Regions from separate parts of the Homo sapiens genome. Here region 1 is linked to region 2. Evidence: read pairs that join two places in POLR2A ChIA-PET (ENCODE). Cell type or tissue: endothelial cell of umbilical vein. All regions are shown on one strand. Links, peaks and the distances in the headings refer to the core of each region. The heading gives the core; the rest is flanking DNA.

What was found. ChIA-PET counts read pairs that join two places held together with the same protein. Peaks named below come from ENCODE experiments on the same cell type or tissue, not always from the same donor. Only the 100,000 strongest peaks of a DNase experiment are listed, where the experiment ranks them.
Region 1: POLR2A ChIA-PET joins it to region 2 with 5 read pairs; 2 of 35 experiments call an interaction of 5 or more read pairs at or near these places.

What each region holds. Positions count from the first base shown.
Region 1 is chr12:95,354,192-95,362,228 of GRCh38, forward strand. LOC105369917 (a long non-coding RNA gene) reads right to left here. Exons shown (of 11, transcript XR_001749265.1): 8 at 4,191-4,416. Among named protein-coding and RNA genes, the nearest start is that of MIR3685, 48 kb to the left of the region's middle. In endothelial cell of umbilical vein, for the core only: no CTCF peak of the experiment used is centred there; a DNase peak (open chromatin) is centred at 4,090; H3K27ac peaks cover 1,914 bases.
Region 2 is chr12:94,834,834-94,842,870 of GRCh38, forward strand. It overlaps the pseudogene KRT19P2. Among named protein-coding and RNA genes, the nearest start is that of MIR492, 4.5 kb to the left of the region's middle. In endothelial cell of umbilical vein, for the core only: no CTCF peak of the experiment used is centred there; no DNase peak of the experiment used is centred there.

The sequences.
Region 1 (8,037 bases), core at 1,742-5,741, 520 kb after region 2:
GCCTTGTCAAAAAACCTGCACACTGTTGCATAGACATCCTTTTTCTTTTTTATCAGTAGTAAATGGGCTTTAAAAATAATTCTGTCCTTATTCTCAGAAGCATGTTGCATACTGGGATGGATGGTTCTGGAAATGAAGGGATGTTTACCCTTGCCACTGTATTTCAATACCATAAATGGTGACTGTGAATCATTACAAAAAATGTGGCAACTTGCTTGTGTCTAAAAGGAGCAACTGGAACTAGAAAGTGTGATTACATAGGGACCTTGTAGGTTTGTTAATTGATCTGCAGCTAAACCTTAATGTGTTTGTGTGTCTGCTCATTGCCCTCAGCATTTCAAGACATCTAAATACTACCATAAAACCAGCATTTTCCTGTGCATTGACTTCTCATGTGAAAACAGTTACTGAAGTTGGCAAAAAATAAATTTTAAAGTTTGGATGAAGGTATTTTTGGTCTGTTTAGTGCTCTTCTCAGGTTTTTCAATAAACTTGCATTTTGAGGGTTGTATCGGCAACTTCAGCTTTCAATGTGCATCATGGTGGAAGGTGCTGAGTTTATTGGAAGGGAATGGAAAGACAAAGTTACCATGAGGAGGATCCGCAGACCACGTCCTAAAAAGAAATTGGCTCAGCCCTCCACGAATTGGGTCTTTGGGCTACTTAAAATAGAAGTAAACATTTTTTTAAAGTTAGGGAAATTAACAAGCCTCTCCGTATACCCATAGATATAGGGAATCTCACTGAGTTTCTCAGACACATGATAAAACAGCATACATCTCTCACTTACAGGTGGAATATAACATTAACCATCTTGCACTGAGGAGTTACAGATTGGTAGACACAGTGCCAAAAACTTGATAAGCTTGTCTCATTTCATCCTTACACAACCTTGTGAAGTAGGTATTATTATTGTGCTTTTTACACATAAGGAAACAGAAGCTTATTCTGCAATTACAGAGGAAGTAAAAAGCAAAAGAAAGAAACAGAAGCTGGGCGCGATGGCTCACGCCTGTAATCCCAGCACTTTGGGAGGCTGAGGCAGGCAGATCACCTGAGGTCAGGAGTTTGAGACAAGCCTAGCCAGCATGGTAAAATGCTGTCTCTACTAAAAATACAAAAATTTAGCTGGGCACGGTGGCTCACGCCTGTAATCCCAGCTACTCAGGAGGTTGAGGCAGAAGAATCACTTGAACCCGGGAAGTGAAGGTTTTGGTGAGCTGAGATTGTGCCACTGCACTCCAGCCTGGGTGACAGAGCGAGATTTCATTTCAAAAATAAAATAAAATAAAATAAAATATAGCCGGGTGCGGAAGGAAGAAAGAGAAAGAAGATAGAAAGGAAAGAAAGAAGAAAGAGAGAAAGAAAGAAAAGAGAGAAAGAAAAAGAAAGAGAAAGAAAGAAAGAAAGAAAGGAGGGAGGGAGGGAGGGAAGGAGGGAGGGAGGAAGGAAAGAAGGAAGGAAGAGAGGAAGAGAAGCTTAGAGAGGCACATGATTGCAGAAGTTCACGTAGCGAATACATTCTACTTGTGTCGTATCAGGACATTATGCTGTTGTCCCTCCACCAGGTATCAGCCTATCCATCGCAAGTCAAACACAGGATTTGGTTGGAAATGGAACTCCAGCATGGAAACCATACAGAGGAGTGATCACAGGAAAGATAGATGTTCTTGCACATGGTGCTTATTTTTAATTCATAGGTTAGGTGAAGTCTTTATGTTTTTTAATTCAAGATTTAGAGTCCAGTTGTGGATTTAAAAGTTGCAGTTAAGTTTTTGCAGAAATAAATAAAGCCCTTATTGAATTGGTATTAATCTCTTCAAATGTCATTGCTATTTGAGTAACTGAGCCATAAAAATAATTTTACAGTGACATGTGAAATGATTGGGTTTTGACTTCGTAAATTCGAAAGTCTGAATAAACATTTTGGAGCTGCCTTGCACAGTGCCTGCTCGCTTCATCGTTGCAGATTTTAAAGGATTGGGATAATTTTGTTATTTGCACACAGTTCTGGCCTGAGGTCAAGGGGCCATGATATGGCCCCAACCCTGCCTATCATTCGTGTCGCCCTAAGACCCAGCAAAACCAAACTGCTCAGCATTCCTACGATTTGCCTGCATTGTCCCTCCTACGTGACTTTGCTCCAACCCCTGTGTTGCTGCTCACTAGCTGTGTCTTTGGGCAAATTACCTAACCTCTCTGAGCCTCAGTTGCTTTAGCTCTAAAATGGGGGCTGGGGAGGACAGTGAGGGTTATAATTATAATTAACTAATTATAATTAATCCCTTAGGTGTGTTGTGAACGTTAAATGAAATCCTGCAAGTAGAGTGTTTAGCATGGTGTCTAGTGTATGGTAACTGGTCAGCAAATGTTAACCATCCCTAACATTATTAGGGTCATTACTATCCTTCTCATCACTCATCTCTCCACCTAGAATACCCAACCCTCCTTACCTGCCTATCCCAATTCTCCCCCTCACTCAAGACTCTGGTCAAAAATGCACTATAAAATAATCCTGTCTTTCTGGTCAGGTGCGATGGCTCACGCCTATAATCCCTGCACTTTGGGAGGCCAAGGTGGGCGGATGGCTTGAGGCCAGGAGTTCGAGACCAGACTGGCCAACATGGCAAAACCCCATCTCTACTAAAACTACAAAAATTAGCCGGCGTGGTGGCAGGTGCCTGTGGTCCCGCCTACTCGGCAGGCGAGGCAGGAGAATCACTCGAACCCAGGAGGTGGAGGTTGCAATGAGCCGAGACTGCACCACTGCACCAGCCTGGTGACCGAGTGAGACCCTGTCTCAAAATAAATAAATAAATGAAAATAAATAAATAAATAACCTTTTCTTTCCAAAAATACTCTCCCTCCCCAAAACTTCTTTAGCGTTCTATCTATACAGCTCTGCTAGCAGTTCCTTCCTTATTTATTTATTTTTTTTGAGATGGAGTCTCGCTCTGTCACCCAGGCTGGAGTGCAGTGGCGCGATCTCGGCTCACTGCAAGCTCCGCCTCCCGGGTTCACGCCATTCTCCTGCCTCAGCCTCCCGAGTAGCTGGGACTACAAGCGCCCGCCACCGCGCCCGGCTAATTTTTTATATTTTTAGTAGAGACGGGGTTTCACCGTGTTAGCCAGGATGGTCTCGATCTCCTGACCTTGTGATCTGCCCGCCTCGGCCTCCCAAAGTGCCGGGATTACAGGCGTGAGCCACCGCGCCCGGCCTCCTTCCTTATTTTTCATTTATTAATAGTATACACTATCTTACGTCTTCCTGCAGCCTTGAAGCCTTGGGAAGACTGGGGCCAAGTCTTTATGTTGCCCCCTGGGCCTAGCTCACACACCTGTCAGTAGCGGATAACAGCCACTGGTTGCATGAATTCATACCACGGTCAGGGGTCTGACAGCACTGCTTGCTTTAGTGGCGTTAGTAAAGTATCATGGCAATACTTCGAATACAGGAAACATTGCCCTCATTGTATTTACAACTTTTCTTTCAATGCACAGTCTGCACCAAATGTTACTGAAGCGATATTAGGTTTGGGAGCTCGAGGGAGTCTCAGCTCCTGGGGGGTCTTGGAAGATGTGTGCTCAGCTAAATTACAGCATGTGTGGTGTTAGGGGGCAAGGCTTCGCTTAAGGCTTCCAAAGGCTGCCACGCAGTAGAGAGACCAAGCTGCTCCTGCAGCAACCCCCTTCCCTCCCACATGCTACCTAAACCTGGAGAGAGTGACACACGGCCTTCTCTGCCTGAGGTAGGAAGCAGCCCTGTTTGGTGGCTAGTCCTGGAGATACAAATGCAGAAAGAACAGGGCATTTTATGCTGGTGAAGATAATAAGGGCACATTTCCCCCAGGAGAGTTGGTATGAGAAGGCAAGAGAAGCAGGAACTTGTGGCACTTATATACTATCACCAAGTATAGATTAAGGACTTTTCAGCATAGGGCCAGGTTTTGAACAAGCATTCACTAAAGAAATGAAAACAAACTGAGTCATGATCCCAGATTGATGTGGCTCCACTGCTAAACAGGAAGCCTCTTAGCAAGCAGACTGAGGAGAGCTCAAAGGCTTGAATCTGGGCATGTGCATTTGTCCCAGTTTTAGGAAAGATTTTCAGTTGATTGCATGAAAGTGGCCACTCCTTAACCCAAACATGAGCTGGGCTATGAATTATTAAGGCAAAGGAAGCTGGTTACCGGAAGGTCTGATTGCCGGCTGGGGCCTTCCGGATGTGACAAAGAGGCAAAGGCTTCAAGACACCCTTTTGTTCTAGGAAGGTATTTCGGCATTGAAGGTACTCCTTATCCTCGCCTTTCTCCTTTGCACCTTGTTTCAGAGAAACTTTTGCTGATGAGGCGTTCTCTTTCCTGGGTACTATTTGTGGAAACTTGGTTATTTTGCAAATGTGCTGCGGTTCCATTCCTGAAATGTAAACAAAATGTATTCCTCCCAGCAGCCTCAGTAGACCAAGGCATCTGTAGGCTGAGCTGTTTGGGTTAAGTTGGCTGCTATAGTCTGGATGCTCCTTCACCCATTTACAGAAGTTCCTTCTGTTCGTTCTTCAATTTTAAATGCACCTCTTGTTCTACTCAGAGGACACATGGCATCTATGTAATAAAGAAAGTTTCCAGGCTATCAACAAATCTAAACCGTAAGAGTTTGATTGCACTTATCTTGTACCGGGAAATGAGCCAGGCACTTTAAATACATTATCCCATTGAAGGAAGTGCCCCCATGAGTTGAATACTCTTATTTTCATGATATCACAGATAAGTTCAAGTCACTTGGCTAGACAGAGGCAGAATCAGGATTTCGACAGGCCTATGTGATTCCAGACTGAGCTTTTACTTACCATGCTCTATAGAGACCAGTGCTTCCCATTTTTTTTACATCACATGGAAAAGTGTAAATTGTAAAGCACATATACATATAGATCCTTATCATAGAAAATGTACTATTAAGAAAGAAGGCCAGGTGCAGTGGCTCATGCCTGTAATCCCAGCACTATGGGAGGCGGTTGTGAGTGGATTGCTTGAGCCCAGGAATTTGAGACCAGCCTAGGCAACATGGTGAAACCACTGTCTCTACAAAAAAAAAATTAGCTGGGCATGGTAGTGTACACCTGCAGTACCAGCTACTGGGAGGCTGAGGTGGGAGGATCACTTAAGCCCAGGAGGCGGATGTTGTAGTGAGCTGACGTGCTACTGCACTCCAGCCTGGGCATCAGAGCCAGATCATGTCTAAAAAAACAAGAAAAAGAAAAGAAAAGATGATGTATTTGTGTGGCACACTGGGATAAATTTACTAGGCTGCTTGTGGGTGGAAGCAACTATCCCAGTGGCTTAATCACCCCAGCCCAGCTGAGTGGCCCTGAAGGCTGGTAATGTCCACTTTTCAGTTCCTGTGTACAACATCTGAGGCACACCCTTTGGGAAGCTCTACTCTATACCACAGTATACAGCAAACTACCTCCCCAAATGGAGAAGCTTGCCTTTGGATTTAGCATATAGTCAACGTGCACTATTCACAGATTGTGTATCATGTCTTTGACTGCTTGCTAAAATTTATTTGTAAACCTCAGTGTCAGTATTGGTGGCACTCTTGTTGTCATTCACAGATAGGTGCAGAGCAGTGAAAAATTTGAGTTACCTCTTGTGAATGTTCCCAGCTGAGGTCGAACAAGCCTACGCTCTTCTTGTTTCAGGGATACTGTAAACGTGTCTCTTTGTGGTCTGTTTAGTGGCGTGTTTCTTGCATTTCTGTGCTGTTGTTGGTGATGCTGTTTAAAATGAGCTGCAAGTGCAATACTGATGTGTTGTCTAGTGTTCTAAGCTCAAGAAGTCTGTGATGTGCCTTACAGAAAAAATACACGTGGTAAGTAAACTTTCAGGGTGAGTTAAAGTGCTGTTGGCCATAAAGTCAATGTTAATGTATCAACGATATCTAGTAAATAAGGTGTTTTTAAAGAGAAACACGTAAAATGAGGTTATGTATTGATCAATTGACGAAAATATTGTGACCCTGGGAGCTACCCCTACCAGCAATGGTTCAGTATTTGCTTAGTGTTTGCCAAGACTTTACAGAACCTAATTTCCATGAATAACGAGAATAAACCGTGTTATATCATCAGTCAAGAACTGAAACTGTGATAGGCTCTGTAGTTAACACCAACTACGAGTTAACATTGCAACGGCACACTCCACTGTGGGAACACAGGCCTCTTCTCAACACAGCAGGTGAACCAAAGACATGGGCAAGGATTGAGGTTTTGGTGGGAACGCTAAGAGGTGATGGTTGAGGGGTGAGAGCATTTTCCAATCCAAAAAATGAGTATGAAAGCACCTCTCCTTAAGAAAACACAGAAGTGGCCAGATATATTCTTTTCTTCAAAAAGAGAAAGGAAATAAAATCAAGTTTGCTTCTCTTTTCCTGCTACAGTCTATCACCTGCATCCATGACAAGAATCCTTCTGCATAGGGCTTTACAGTTTACAAACTCACCACCTCAGGAAGGAGGGAAGAGGTATTTAAATGCTGGTTCTCTGGAAGTCTGAATGATGGGAACCGGCTATTATGAAGCAACACAATGGATTCCATAACTGACCCAATGCAAATCTGTACTGATTATAGCCAGTGAATGAGGATGTGCCGGACTTTTCTCTACAGTCTTCTTAGCTTGATAGCTGTGGCAATGTCACGCATGGGGCTTATGTCCACTGCTGGATCAAATGTATCTGTATCCACTGGGTCTGTTAAACTTGAAGGCTTCAAAACAGAAAGATGTGTGTTCCACACACACACACACACACACACACACACACACATATATATAGAGAGAGAGTATTTACTATATACATGATTAGCAAACATCAATTCTGTCACTTGTTCATTCATTAGGTAGGTCATTCAACAAGTGTTTATGCCATTTATGGGCCAGGTACAAAAACTAAGACTAAAGACATATATAAAAATCCACATTACCTTGGGAGGCCAAGGCTGGCAGATCACTTGAGGTCAGGAGTTTGAGACCAGCCTGGCCAACATGGTGAAACCCCGTCTCTACTAAAAATACAAAACTCAGCTGGATGTGGTGGCACACGCCTGTAATCCCAGCTACTTGGGAGGCTGAGGTAGGAGAATCACTTGAGCCCGGGAGGTGGAGGTTGCAGTGAGCTGGGATCATGCCACTACACTCCAGCCTGGGAGACAGAGCAAGACTCCATCTCAAAACAAAAAACAAAACAAAACAAAAGATCCACATTCCCTTGTGAATATACTTAATGCCACTGAATTACAAACTTAAAAATGTTAAGAAGGTAAATTTTATGTCATGTATATCTGACTGCAATAAAAAGGGGGTAAGAAAAAGCCATTTCCCTCCACCAAGGAGCTCACAGTCAGTGAAGAACTGGTTGGGTTAACAATTACCATACAGTACAGGGGCTGTGTTAGATGGAAGTAGAATGTTACCAGAGCATAAGTAGGAAATTTAATGTTTGTAATATTGACTTTCTATTTAGCAGAAGTTTCTAAGAAGTACATCATGAAGACATTAAAGTATATTGTTATAGTGAGTAGTATGTGTGATCTTTTCAAAACATATTGGGTATATAGTTATTTTCATTTGGATGAGCTCATGTGACTAGAAAAATTGTTGATAATTTAGTTTTTTTGTGGGGTTTTTATTTTTTATTTTTTTTGAGGCAGAGTCTCACTCTTGTTGCCCAGGCTGGAGTGCAATGGCATGACCTCGGCTTGGACATTTACATACTTACATATAAAATTAGGCATGATTGTATACTTAACTCATTATCCAGGTGTAATTTGCATAATTTTGGCACGTCACAGCAGACCCAGAGGAAAGTGTGCAGAAACCAGGAAGAATATGAAGAGAACACAGGATTCAACGACCCATGAAGAGATTATTGAAGTGGATAATAGGGAGAGTTTTGGGGAATTTGGTCTACAGAAATCAGGCAATAAAAGTTGAGATTTTATCTTGAATCCCGGAAAAATCAACCACATCTGAAGGGCAGGGACTTGA
Region 2 (8,037 bases), core at 2,065-6,064:
GCAGCTCCAGATAAGCAGGTCTGAGGTCACTGACCTGCAGTGCACCCTCCAGGGTCTTGAGATTGAGCTGCACTCGCAGCTCAGCGTGAAAGCTCCCTTAGAAGGCACACTGGCAGAAACAGAGGCATGCTTTGGAGCCCAGCTGGTGCAGATCCAGGCACTGATCAGCAGTATTGAAGCCCAGCTGGGCGATGTGCGAGCTGATGGTGAGTGGCAGAATCAGGAGTACCAGCGGCTCCTGGAGCAGGAGATCGCCACCTATCGCAGCCTGCTTGAGGGCCAGGAAGATCATTACAACAACCTGTCCACCTCCAAGGTCCTCTGAGGCTGCAGGCTCTGGGGCCTCTGCTCTCCTCAAAGCACGTCTCCTGGGTAGGAGGATGGGAAGGAAGAGACCCTTACCCCTGGTTCTTCCCCTGACCTGCCAGCAAAATTTTATGGCTCAAGGGAAGAAAAAAAAAAAAAAACAAGAGCAAAGAAAAGTTCCAGTCTAATCCCCAGGCTCCTCTTGGGCAAATGTCAACACATAAAATGATCCAGAAGGCCAAGTCAAATTACGGTGTAATGGACAGGGGTGCCTCTTCACATTGCCTAAGGGACAACTATAACAGAAAACATCTCAGTCAAAAAGGTGACCCTGGGCCAGGCGCGGTGGCTCACGCTTGTAATCCCAGCACTTTGGGAGGCCGAGGCGGGCGGATCACGAGGTCAGGAGATCGAGACCATCCCGGCTAAAACGGTGAAACCCCGTCTCTACTAAAAATACAAAAAATTAGCCGGGCGTAGTGGCGGGCGCCTGTAGTCCCAGCTACTTGGGAGGCTGAGGCAGGAGAATGGCATGAACCCAGGAGGCGGAGCTTGCAGTGAGCCGAGATCCCGCCACTGCACTCCAGCCTGGGCGACAGAGCGAGACTCCGTCTCAAAAAAAAAAAAAAAAAAGGTGACCCTGCAATGTGGATTGCCAGGACCCACAATGAGCCAGAGGGGTTGGCACCTTTTCAACACGGGCCTGCATTCCTGCAGGTCCAGATCCCAGAGTGTACTGTATCCAACGTGCCTGTGGCTAGCGTGTGTCTACAGACTCTGGAACCACACTCCTTGGCTTCCAACCCTGGCTCCAGCACATACTCTGTGACTTTTGGCCAGTACATTAACCTTTCTGTGTCTCCATTTCTCCTTCTGGAAGGTAAGCATTAAGTATCTCCTATCTTTAAAAGTTCCTAAGAAGTCTACATCCTAGGCCACCCTATATGTGCACACCCAGCAGCCCTTTCTGTCCCCTTTGAGCCCAATCTGAGGGAGGACAGGTCCCTCTCTCAGCCTCAGAAAGTGAATGATGATGGGATTCAACCTTTTCTTTGGTTTTCTCCTTCTCTTTGGCCAGTGACAAGTCAAAGGCAAGAATAACTCGGTTCTCACTAAACAGGGAGGTCAGCAGGGAAACTTTCCTTTCCCAATAAAAAGACATAGGTTTGGCCAGGTGCGGTGGTTCACACCTGTAATCCCAGCACTTTGGGAGGCTGAGGCAGGCGGATCACCTGAGGTCAGGAGTTCAAGACCAGACTGGCCAACGTGGTGAAACCCCGTCTCTACTAAAAATACAAAAATTAGCCGGGCATGGTGGCACATGCTTGTAATCCCAGCTACTCGGGAGGCTGAGGCAGAAGAATCGCTTGAACCTGGGAGGCAGAGGTTTCAGTGAGCCGAGATCATGCTACTGCACTCTAGCCTGGGCGACAAGAGCAAAACTCCATCTCAAAAAAAAAAAAAAAAAAAAAGACATAGGTTTATGCAAAGCGTATTAGGCCATTCGTGCACTGCTATAAAGGAATACCTGACACTGGGTAATTTATAAAGAGAAGAGTTTTAACTGGCTCACTGTTCTGCAGGCTGTACATGCATGGCACCAGCATCCTGAGCACAGCTTCCAGGGAGGCCTCAGGGAGCTTTTACTCATGGCAGAAGGCAAAATGGGAACAGGCATGTCACATGGCATGGCGAATGAAGGAGCAAGAGTGAGTTGGGGCAGAGGTGCCACAAACTTAAACAACCAGATCTCCTGAGAACTCACTCACTATCACTCACTATATCAAGGACAGCACCAAGACATGAGGGATCTGCCCCATGACCCAAACACCTCCCACCAGGCCCCACCTCCAACACTGGGGATTAGATTTCAACATGAGATTTGGGCGGGGACAAATATCCAAACCATATCACACAAAAGAAGCCTTTTGACCCTTCCACTGCCTTTAGTGCTGCTATAGCAGCCATCTGCCGCCATGGGGAAAGAGCCAGGAAGGCCAAGAGGATCTCAGCCCTGAGCACTAACACTGTCCTGGTCTCTGTGCCCAGGCCAGCCTCCACTTATTCCAAGGATGACTGTGAGGAATGTGGACCCCTGCTTGTTTACAGTACTGTTGGATAACTCTTCTTTTGCTTGTGGCCAAATGCCATCCTAATAGGTCAACTGTATAAGTTTATTCTCATTAAAAAAAAATAAAATTTAAAATCATGTTCTCCAAAAAGTTACTGAGTAAAAGTGATGTCGCAATATCAGTATGACTCATGGCATTGATTTTTGTTCGTTTGTTTTTTGTATTTTTCTGAGACAGAGTCTCACTCTGTCTCCCAGGCTGGAGTCAGTGGCGCAATCTCGGCTCACTGCAACCTCCTCCTCCCGGGTTCAAGCGATTCTCCTACCTCAACCTCCTGAATAGCTGGGACTACAGGTGTGCGCCACCATGTCTGGCTAATTTTTTTGTATTTTTAGTAGAAATGGGGTTTCACCATATTGACCAGGCTGGTCTCGAACTCCTGACCTCGTGATCCGCCCGCCTCGGCCTCCCAAAGTGCTGGGATTACAGGCATGAGCCACCATGCCTGGCCGGCATTGTTTTATACACACACACAGATACAGAAATATAGGGATGTGTGTGTATATACATTATATATACACACACACACACACACACACTATATATGGGTGTACATGTCACATATATTTCCTAGCTTTTTCCACTCAGGCGGCCTTGAAGCTGTGATGTCCCTACAGCAACAAGCACACTTAGTATCTGGATCTTGGTTTCTAAATACCATCCTCCAGATGACCTCCAAGAGACCAGTGTTCCTTGAAGAAATGGCTGGCTCAAGAACTGCAGCAAGGAAAATACAAGATGAACCTGGACATCTTAGAATGCCAGAAAGCAAAGGAGGTGCTTTTTTTAAAAAGGAAAGGGTGAGAAAAGGAAAAAAGAAGAAAGATGGGGCATGTCAAATGGACGTATAAGCCAAACTGAAGGAGTTCCCAATAGCCAAAGCTGGAACAAATTAGAGGGAAAAAAGGGGGGATAGTAGTATAAGATCATAGAATAAAACAAATATCTGTGAGCCTATACTGAAATAAATAAGTGACTAAGTAAATATAGCAAAAGGGACAGATCTTCCTTACAAAAGAATTCCAATTAATAATTATAGAAAGAATTAGGAAAATAGAAAATCACCTGTATTTCACTGGAGCAGAAATGTTTGCCCTAAAAAAAATTATGGCCTTCAGTCTTCCTGGGAATGATCAGCTGTTGCACTTTCGGTGACAGCAGGATTATGGACATTAATACAGAACTTTACAGTTTATAAATTTTTTTTTAAGAAAGAAAAGAAGAAATCATGATTAAACACCATAGTAATAACTGCTTTAACAAGATCCACTGATGAAGATAAAATTAATGTGTGAAACTTTATGGAGAAACATTATCTGCACAACCTTAAAATATCTCCTAGCTGAATACTAATACAAATATTAATTACTGTGGTGGTTTTAAAATATGTCCACAGACTCTTTGATACTCCTCCATGAGGTGGAACTTAATCCCCCCATGCCCTGAGTATGGGCTGGACTTGGTGATTCCTCTCTACTTAATCAATGATGGAAAGGGAAAGACAGTAACCTTACAGTAGTGAAACCTAGCAGACATGAGACATCACCAGTACCAAGCCATCTTGACATCATGTACTCCTTCAAAGGACGCAGTGAGAACAGCGTATCACCTGAATCGTATTTGTCCCCAAAGTCCATAACCTCAGTCTAATCCTGAGAAGACACTAGACAAACCCAAATGGAAGAACATTCTATAAAATGCCTGAACACGACTCTTCAAAAGTGTCAAGGTCATACGTCTCAAGCCTTTTAGTGTTGTTATAAAGCAACATCTGCATGCTTGGCTCATGGTTCTGCAGGCTATTCAAGAAGCATGGTGCCAGCATCTGCTTCTGGTGAGGGCCTCAGGCTGCTCCCACTCATGGCAGAAGGTGAAAGGGAACTGGTGTGTGCAGAGATCACATGGTGAGAGGAGAAGCAAGAGAGAGGAGAGGGGCCGGGCACGGTGGCTCATGTTTGTAATCCCAACAATTTGGGAGGCCAAAAGGGGAGAATCTCTTGAGCCCAGGTGTTCGAGACCAGCCTGGACAACATAGTGAAACGCCATCTCTACAAAAAATAGAAAAATTAACTGGGCAAGGTGATGCGTGCCTTAAGTCACAGCTACTCGGGGAGTTGAGGTGCGATGATCTCTTGAGCCCAGGAGGTTGAGGCTGCAGTGAGCCGTGATCACACCAGTCCACTTCAACCGGGGTGAAAGAACAAGACCTTATCACAAAAAAAGAGAGAGAAAGAGAGTACAGGTGCTAGGCTCTTTTTAGCAACCAGCTCTCATGGGAACTAACAGAGTGAAAACTCACTCATTACCACAAGGACAGCACCAAGCTATTCACTGGGGATCCACCCCCATGACCCAAACACCTCCCATTAGGCACCCACTTCCTACACTGGAAATCAGATTTCAACATGAGATTAGCAAGGGTCAAACATCCAAACTATAGCAGCCATATAAGACAAGGGAAGATGAAAGTATCATACATCGGAGGAGACTAAGGAGACATGACAACTAAATAAAATGTGGATTGGATCCTGGAACAGAAAATAACATTCGAGGAAAAACTGGGAAAATGTGAATAAAGTATGTAGTTAACAACTAAAGTTAACAGTGTTGTACCAAGGTAAATGTTTTCATTTTGATGAACATACCATGTTGTTTAAGATACTCATATTAGGCTAGGCGTGGTGGCTCATGCCTGTAATCCCAGCACTTTGGGAGGCCGAGGTGGGTGGATCTCCTGAGGTCAGGAGTTCGAGACCAGCCTGGCCAACATGATAAAACCCTGTCTCTACTAAAAATATAAAAATAAGCTGGGTGTGGTGGCACGCGCCTGTAATCCCAGGTACTCAGGAGGCTGAGGTAGGAGAATCGCTTGAACCCGGGAGGTGGAGGTTGCAGTGAGCTGAGATCGCGCCACTGCACTCTAGCGTGGGCGATAAGGTGAGACTCTGTCTCAAAAAAAAAAAAAAAAAAGTGTGAAAACTAAACCAAACAAAGCAATGCTCCAAGAAGATGCAGCACGTGTATCCTAAGGCTTCAGGTTCCCATAAAATCCCTGAGGTTGCCCAGACACCCCCAGTTTGGGATGCATCAGAGCCTCTCTCACTAATGAATACCATAGCCATGATGACCATGCATCCAGGAGGAACAGCATGTATCCTCTATTTTCACTGGAGGCTGTACCCCAAGGGTCTTTCCTAATTACCACTGCTGCGAGGACCTGGATGAAAAGTGATAAGCCCCCAAGCATGGCAAGGCTCTAGCCTGTTGCTTCTGGCTATGGTCCCATCACTCAGCACTTTGAAGACCCGCATAGAATGAGTTATTAACACACCCAAAGAACAAATTCTGAAAGTGCATCAATATTAATTCATTTACAGAGAGGTTTTGCTTTCTCCTCTCTCTTTCTTGATTAAATGCTTAGTGCTTCCTCAAGAGATATGCTGTCACGAAACTCTCAACAAGTCATGAATGAGAAGAAAAGATAAAATCTTCCCCATCACCTTAAAGGAAAGCATTTATTTAAAAGTTCTCATCAACCAGACGCAGTGGTTCATGCTTATAATCCCAGTGCTTTGGGAGGCCAGGAGTTCTAGACCAGCCTGGGCAACATAGCAAGAGCCCGTCTTTAAAAATAAATAAATAAAAAATTAGCTAGGTATGGTGGCATATGCCTGTGCTCCCAGCTATTCAGGAGGCTGAGGCAGGAGGGGAGCCTGGGGTGGGAGAATCCACTTGAGCCCAGGAGTTTTGGGCTGCAATGAACTATATGATTTTGAGACAAAGTGACATTCCGTCTCAAAAAATAAAGTTCTCATCACCTAAACGTATGCCTTTTAGTTCATATTTTATTTGTTTAATCTTTGGGTAAGACTCTTGTTGCTGTTTTCTTTCTTTTTAAGATGAAGTGATAGATTGCTTGCAAAAATGGCCCCAAATCCTCCATCCCACTCCCTTGTATCCACACCCTTTACTCAGTGTGATTATGTGGCTTCTTTCATCAAGGGAGACAGTTTGTTTACCAAACCTTGAAGCTGGGATGGCCATGTGGATTACTTTAGCCAACACAATGTGGCAGACAGAGTTGGTAATGTGCCAGTTCCTGAACGCAGGCCCACGAGGCTCTGCTCTCTTATGCTCCCTCTCAGAACCCTGCTTCACAGCCATGAGAACAAGTCAAGGCTAGCTGCTGGAGAACGAGAACACATGTGGTATAAAGATGAGCCAGCCCAGCCAAGAAGACAACTGCCCACATGGGCCCAGCCTACATTGCTTGCCTGCAGAACCATGGGCTAAATAGTTATGTCACCACATTTTAGGATAGTTTGTTATCCAGCAAAATCTAACTGATACAATTGAAGTGTGTGATTTTAGTGCTGTTAATTATTCTGATCTTAAAAGTATTACTAATTGGAGAAAGTCAGAAAATACAGAAAAGGAGAAAACCGCCCATAATTTATCACTAGAATAAAACCAACATTCTGGTGGTGTTTTTCCCCAGTCTTCAGTATATTAGTGTGACTGAATGAAAATGAAATCCACTTAGTTTTAATTCCGTATCTTTCTCCTCCCACTGAAAACATTCAATAGAGCTTTTCTTATGCCATTAGTGTCTGAAAACGTAATTTTTAATGGTTTAAATATTCTATTTATCATGGATGTACAATAATTTAAACGTGTGCATATGTTTCTGTAGTTTCTATAATTAAATAATGAAATTATTTATTCATTATTGTAAGTATTATTGTTCATTTGAGTACAGAAAGCTATGTTCAACTCTGTGCTTATTTCTTTAAAATAAGCTTCTAGAACTGAAATTCTTGATTCAACGAGTATAGACTGCTAGTCAAAGCCAGTCCCCCTACACACACACACACACACACACACACACATACACTTCTTTGCTGGCAGAGACACATTTTGTTCCATTGTTTACCCTGCGTTCTACCATGTGCTCAGAGTGAGGAGCCTCTCCCCAACAAGGAAGAGAAAGGAGAATCCTGATAGTCTAAGCTACTAGCTAAATCTAGCCCACCACCTGTTTTAGTATAGGCCATTTAATGCAATTCTGGCCAGTGAGACATGAGAGAGGTCTTTTGGGAGCTTTTGGAAAAAGCTTTTCTTTACAAATACCCATGCAAGAAGGAATGGTTCCTTTTCTCAACTCTAGAGATGAGTGTATAAAGATGCAATGCCCGGAACTGATGCAGCCATCCTGACCATGAGGACTTAAGTCTATGGGAACAAACTGATATACTCAGGATGGCGGAGAAGGAAAAGGAAACACTCATGTCCTTTGTGATGTTTTTGAGCTGCTGAATTTCCTGGAAACACTCCACCTCTGGACAGTGAGATGATAAACCTAAACTTCTTTCTGTGTAAACCATTTTTACCAGGTTTTCTGTTCCTTACAGCCTAAAGGACAGGGACTCTTTCAAGGCTTTCTCCACACATTACCAAACTGAGCGCATAGAGAGATTGTAGCAATGAACATTTTCTGCAGAACTACATGGGCTTAACATAAAATTTACAAAATAACTTGGAGAAAAATAATACATGTAAAATATTCAATGTTCTAATATCCACAAACCTGATATCTCCT